Regions from separate parts of the Homo sapiens genome. Here region 2 is linked to region 1. Evidence: chromatin contacts called from ENCODE Hi-C or POLR2A ChIA-PET data. All regions are on one chromosome and are shown on one strand. Each heading gives the region's core, a stretch centred on a gene start or an enhancer-like site at or near the end of the contact. The rest is flanking DNA. Distances are from core to core; before and after follow the strand shown. Region 1 holds the start of MAS1 (MAS1 proto-oncogene, G protein-coupled receptor). Region 2 overlaps IGF2R (insulin like growth factor 2 receptor).

Evidence for each region. A loop is a pair of places that touch in the nucleus more often than their neighbours do. ChIA-PET counts read pairs that join two places held with the same protein, here RNA polymerase II (POLR2A).
Region 2: a loop to region 1 is called in a map of K562, with 2.0 times the contacts of the local background. The contact joins the enhancer-like site here to the promoter of MAS1 in region 1. A Hi-C loop is called at or near these places in 5 of 168 maps with a recorded cell type or tissue (K562, gastrocnemius medialis, heart left ventricle and 2 more). POLR2A ChIA-PET finds 5 or more read pairs at or near these places in 1 of 52 experiments (OCI-LY7).

The regions. Positions count from the first base shown.
Region 1 is chr6:159,889,652-159,892,351 of GRCh38, reverse strand. MAS1 (MAS1 proto-oncogene, G protein-coupled receptor) reads right to left here and starts at 1,364. Exons shown (of 3, transcript NM_002377.4): 1 at 1,219-1,364.
Region 2 is chr6:160,040,398-160,043,097 of GRCh38, reverse strand. IGF2R (insulin like growth factor 2 receptor) reads right to left here. Exons shown (of 48, transcript NM_000876.4): 11 at 2,374-2,538. Among named protein-coding and RNA genes, the nearest start is that of AIRN, 34 kb to the right of the region's middle. Within about 2 kb of position 1,362, at least 7 of the 41 ENCODE cell types and tissues checked have a DNase peak (open chromatin) inside an H3K27ac peak, as active enhancers do; they include gastrocnemius medialis and psoas muscle, where a contact is called at or near this core.

The DNA.
Region 1 (2,700 bases), core at 115-2,614:
ACCCTAGGCTGGATTTCTAGGTGTGCAGATCCAGAGAAAAGGGCAAATTCTTCCCTGTGTGTGTGTGCAGTCACCTGGACAAACAGAAACCCATTTGTGAGATGGAATTTCCATGGCAGGCAAGGGCTCCGATGGGAATGTACAGGGCAGGACCATCTGTCCTGGTATTAAATGCATCATTCCCGTCTTCCCCACACTAGGGCCATCTGTACGCAGAAGCAGAGACTTCTTGCTCCCTTTCCAAACATACCACAGGATCAATTTAGAGCCCTGGTCTAAAAGGGGGGAAGGTGATTTTGTCCCCTAAGGGATGTTTGGCATGCCTGAAGATATTTTTGGTTGTCACAATGGAGAGGAGTGTGCTACTGGTATCTAGTTGGTAGAGGCCAGAGATGCTGCTAAACATCCTATAATATACAAGACAGCCCACACGGCAAAGAATTACCCAGCCCAAAATGCCAGTAGTGCCGAGGCCGTGGCACTCTGCTAGAGGCCAGCTTCTTACCACCTTTTTACTGCTGCACCCATAGCAATCTAACAACACACTATACATTCTCTCACCAAATTACTCCTAAGTATCCTGGCTGGGAAGTGTTGCTAAGACGCTCATACCAAAGATCAAGACTGGGCAGGAGATTCCTTTTAACAGACATCTTGTCACCAAAGGAATGCATACGGCTTCATAAGCAACAGAAGCTAATACTGATGCCAGTGCCCACTAAGGAAAAATGAAGAAAAATCAATACAGCTTGCCCCTGTGATGCCAAAGAGCTGATAGCCAAGTGATTTCTCCAGAGGAATCAAATTCAGTAACAACTCTTTCAAACCTCAACTTCTTTATCATTCATAAGCTTTCATTAAGCAGCCTTGAAAACCTCCAAGTCCACCATTCAAACTGTGAATTGATCCTAAGATTCTTTCCCCTGCAACGAGTTAAAAAAGAAAACGCTACTGCGAAGTTTCAACCCTGAAGTTGAAAAACAATGTCTGGGAACAGTTAACTCAGCAAAGAAGTAAATTTTCCAAAACAAAGGCAGGAGGAAAGAGAAGTTTTTGCCAACACACACCAACGGCAAACATCTAACACACCGAAAAAAATAAAAGAAAGAAAAACCAGCACAGAAAAGAGTTATCCAAGAAATAGCTTTTTAAAGAGAGAAAATCTTACTCTGGTTGTCAAGGACAGCTAAGCAATGAAAAACTGGGACGCAGACTCACTGGTGTCATTTGCTCAGGAAGGGTCAGACGTGGCCAACAGGTTGGCTGCCCCTTCACATCTGGGGCATCAATGCCCAGCCAGCCTGCAGGGTCTCCGGTCCCAACATCTCGAAGGATGGCTGCAGCCTCTCATCTCTGAAGGAATCAGAGCTGCTCTCCCACTGCTGAAAATATTTGAGATGTGCCAAGCAGATGGTCCCACGCTTATCAGCAGAAGCTTCCAATGGCATCATTCAGTGACACACTCAAGTGAAAATCTTCACGCCAATCCAGAGCGGGGTGTGAGCTGGTGATAATGCAAGGCAGTGGATCACCTTGAACCACTAAGGCCAGCCAGGGCTAAAGAGAAAGATGACGTGGAGAAATGCCACATGGAAGGGCAAAACCGCATGTGTAGTAGAAAGACAGAACCATCTCAAATTCCCAGCTCAGTTTCTAATAAGTTATGTGACCTCTGCCAAGCTCTCTAAGACTTGGTTTTCTCATCTGTAAAATGGAGCTAATAATATTAACTCAAAACCTAGTAATGATGAGATGAGTCTATGTATAGACCCAGAGAGACATACGGGAGACACATGGCTAGATAGTTAAGGATTTGTTCCCTTCTCCAACCCAGTTTCGGAGAGTATCATGCTCAGTGTAGTATATAAGACCCGTAGGATGCTATGAAAAGCAAGCAAGCCAAGGAGTGTGTTCAGGGGTGAAGGCAGGGGTCTGCACCATTGGCCATGCCCAGACTGCGTCCCAGCCTGGTCCGGGGGCTCCTCCTGGGAGTAGCTGTTTCTGTTAGATGCCAACTCTCACCCGTGCAGTCAGGAACATGAGAGCAAATTCCTTTTCCCCGATCCCTGTTCTGCATTTTTTGTGTTTTTGTTGTTGTTGTTGTTTGGTTAGGTTTTTTGTTTTTCTACCTTTTAAAAACCAAAAATGGCCAATATGTTACCCATTTTTCAAATAACTCAATGTGAAGCCCCAAAGGCTGAGAATTCTGGATCTCTTGGATCTCAGGTAGCCAAGTCTGAGATCCCAAGCCTGAAGACCCACCCCTCACTCAGGGTAGCATTTTCTCTTGTTTAAAGGGATTCCTTCATAGATATTGTGCCAAAGTATTAAGAACCTCGGGGACCAACTATATCAAAAGGGGTAAGAAGGCAGTTTCAGACTCTGTGGGAAAGCAGACATAGGAACCCACAGATGAAGTTCCCCTCCGACTGTTTTCGTAAGCAGGAAGACCATAGTCCCAGGGCAGAGCCAAACTACTCTTGTGGGAAGCCTGACCAGCAGCTCGGCCCTCCCAGTGGGAAGAAGAAAGGGGAGAGAAGAGAGCTTCCCCTGAAGCCAGCAGGCATCTACTGGGTAGGCAGTGCTGAGCAGCAAATCAACAGACCAGGTGAACTCGGTCTTGAAGTTGGAAAGGTGTTCTCATTACCTGGTTCTGATGCTCCAAGGAAGGAGAAGTTCAGCCTCCTGAAGAACTTTAGT
Region 2 (2,700 bases), core at 113-2,612, 150 kb before region 1:
GAGTCACAGAATAAATAGTGATTAAGCCAAAAGTCAAGGGCTCAAAGTTCCCAAACCACTTCGTCACTCAATCCCCAGCGCTGTTTCTGGAACCCGGGCAGACTGAAAGCACAAAAATTCACCGAGATTCTCAGGTTTCTCATTTAATGTGACAGAAACAAACTACATCCCAATACTTCTTCAGAAGAGTAGGCCCAACTGGGGGACAGAGAACTGAACGGCAAAATTCTCCCAAGCCCCACAGTATGAAATTAGAAACTGAAAACCCAAATCAAGAAGCCAGCCTGTGTCTTGGGACGCAGTAGAGTGGTACATCATTGCTAGTACACCCCGCTTAACACCATTGCTAATACACCCCGCTCGGCCCCTGTGAAGGCCTGTGAAGCTAAAAGAAACCAGCAACCTCTTACACATCTGCAGACTGAGTGCAGGATGCAATGCATGCTACCACAGAAGACAAGCAAGGTACCACAGGTGGCCGCTGAACTCACAAGACTGGTGAGCTGGTCAGTGTGATCAGACACTGATTAGGCACCTGCAGGACGTGAGGGGGCACCAGCTGAGTGTCACCAGCACAGCAAGCAAGGGCGAGGGCATCCACAAAAAGCAAACCACACGGCGAACAGTCGCTGAAGGAGTAACTTACAAAGTGTGTCAAGGAGGAGGTAAAGATATAAAAATACACGTTCTCATTTGAAAATGCTCCCTTTGCAGGTTGGGTACTGGGGTTTGGAAGGCAAAACCCCATGACTCATCAGTGGTGATACAGTACATTTGGAGAAGTACTTTCCAATGTCAACAGCCTAAAAGAAACCATACAAGACTGTGCATGTGAACAAGGACCTGCCCTAAACACTGGAAGTCTGGGGTGGAGCCAGGTGGGCTGTAAAGTCTTAAGGGACTTCTTCAAGCAGTAAGGAATGGTTTTAGCTCTCCCTTCATAATTTACTTAGGGCTATCTACGCACAAATACCACGAAATACTGCAGATTCCAAGAAACCAGAGCTATGTCAGGAAGTCTGTAGATTGAAAAATGTATCTCTCCTTATCTCATAGATCCTAGGTTGTCTCTTATACACAGTAATGTTTAAAAAAAAAAAAGTTAACTTAAGGAATCTAACAGCACCACCCAGTTCACCGTAAGAAACCCGGGCCTGGAGAGCAGCTCGCTCAAGCAAATGTGGTTGGATGCGGCAACACCAGTCCTCAGCCAGGTCTCCAACTCTGCAGCTAGAACTCTTTCCACTTCACAGAAAACCAATGTCTTCACTAGCACACATGTGCCAGAATTAACTATGGCACCGTTCCCAGCAGCACACAGGGTGTTTAACCACAACAGCACTGCCAGCACTCCCTGCCCAGGCGGTTCACAGTGAGGCAGGTTCTCAAACACTCCACAAGAGGGATTCCTCTTTCTAACCTGGTATTTAGCAAACCAGGTGGGACTCAGAAGACAGGAGCAGCAGTGCTGTCACCCTGGCAGTTTTATTTTTCTTTAAAAAAAAACAAGATACATGTGGAGAACGTGCAGGTTTGTTACATAGGTATACATGTGCCATGGTGGTTTGCTGCACCTACTGATCCATCCTCTAAGTTCCCTCCCCTCACCCCCAACCCTAAACAGGCCATGGTGTGTGCTGTTCCCCTCTGTGCCCATGTGTTCTCAATGTTCAACTCCCACTTACGAGCGAGAACATACCGCCAGCAGTTCTGTGACTGTTCTGGGTGGTAATTACATGAGGCAAGTCATTCTCTCTGCTTCGGGTCATCTCCCCCTTACAGAGGCAACTGGCTTCTGTACACCTAATTTGAGCTGCCAAGAGGGTAAAACCAGAAATCCCCCCCATCAGATTATCCCTGCTTGAGACTCCCATTCTTATTATTCCACCTGCTCTGTTTCCTGCTAAATTCCAGGCCCCCAAGGACAGGGGTTGTGCTGTGGGGGGCGCTGCTGCCTCCTTGGCACCTCATCCGGTGCCTGCCGTGCAACAGCAAGCTCAGCCTCGAGTACAAGCCCACTGCACGCTGAGGCAGCGGTGAACAGCAGCCCAAGGTGCACATCCATCTGCCTAGAGGATCCAAACAGAAGAACCCCAGGGGGCAGAGGCTGCAGATCCCACCTCAGAGATGGAAGAGAGGCAGTGTGTAAAAGGGTGAAAACACAAGGTCAAAAATGCTGGTCTCAAATTCAGTTATTTCACCTCCCAGTCCAATGCTCCTTCTAATAATTCACACAGCCACATGAAAAAACTGGGGGAGGGCTGTGACGCAACCCACTGACAAAGAAAATAGTAACCGCATTTCCAAAAGTACTCATGGGAAAATGTTCCATGAGCATGTGGACTAAGACCCGCATGGCAAGGAGGGCAGTACCTGCATGGCGGACCAGCGCGGACAGGTCATAGCGCTTCTTCCCGTCGGTGGCACCGCAGAGGAGGTCTTCCTTCTCCTTAACACAGGCGTATTCCGTGTCCCATGTGAAGAAGTAGGTGCAGTCAACCTCCCCTGTGAATACAGGAGTTCCTTTCCCATCGTTACCTGCACAATTCAAGAGGAGAAATTTAAACTCCATACGTGACCAAAATTGAGGAACAGCTAAGGAGCAAGGAAGAAACTGAACAGGACCAATGCCAACTGCTCCGTTAAAAAATTCAGGTCCAGGTTTTTTTAGAGACCATGGGGATCTGAGTTGACACAGGC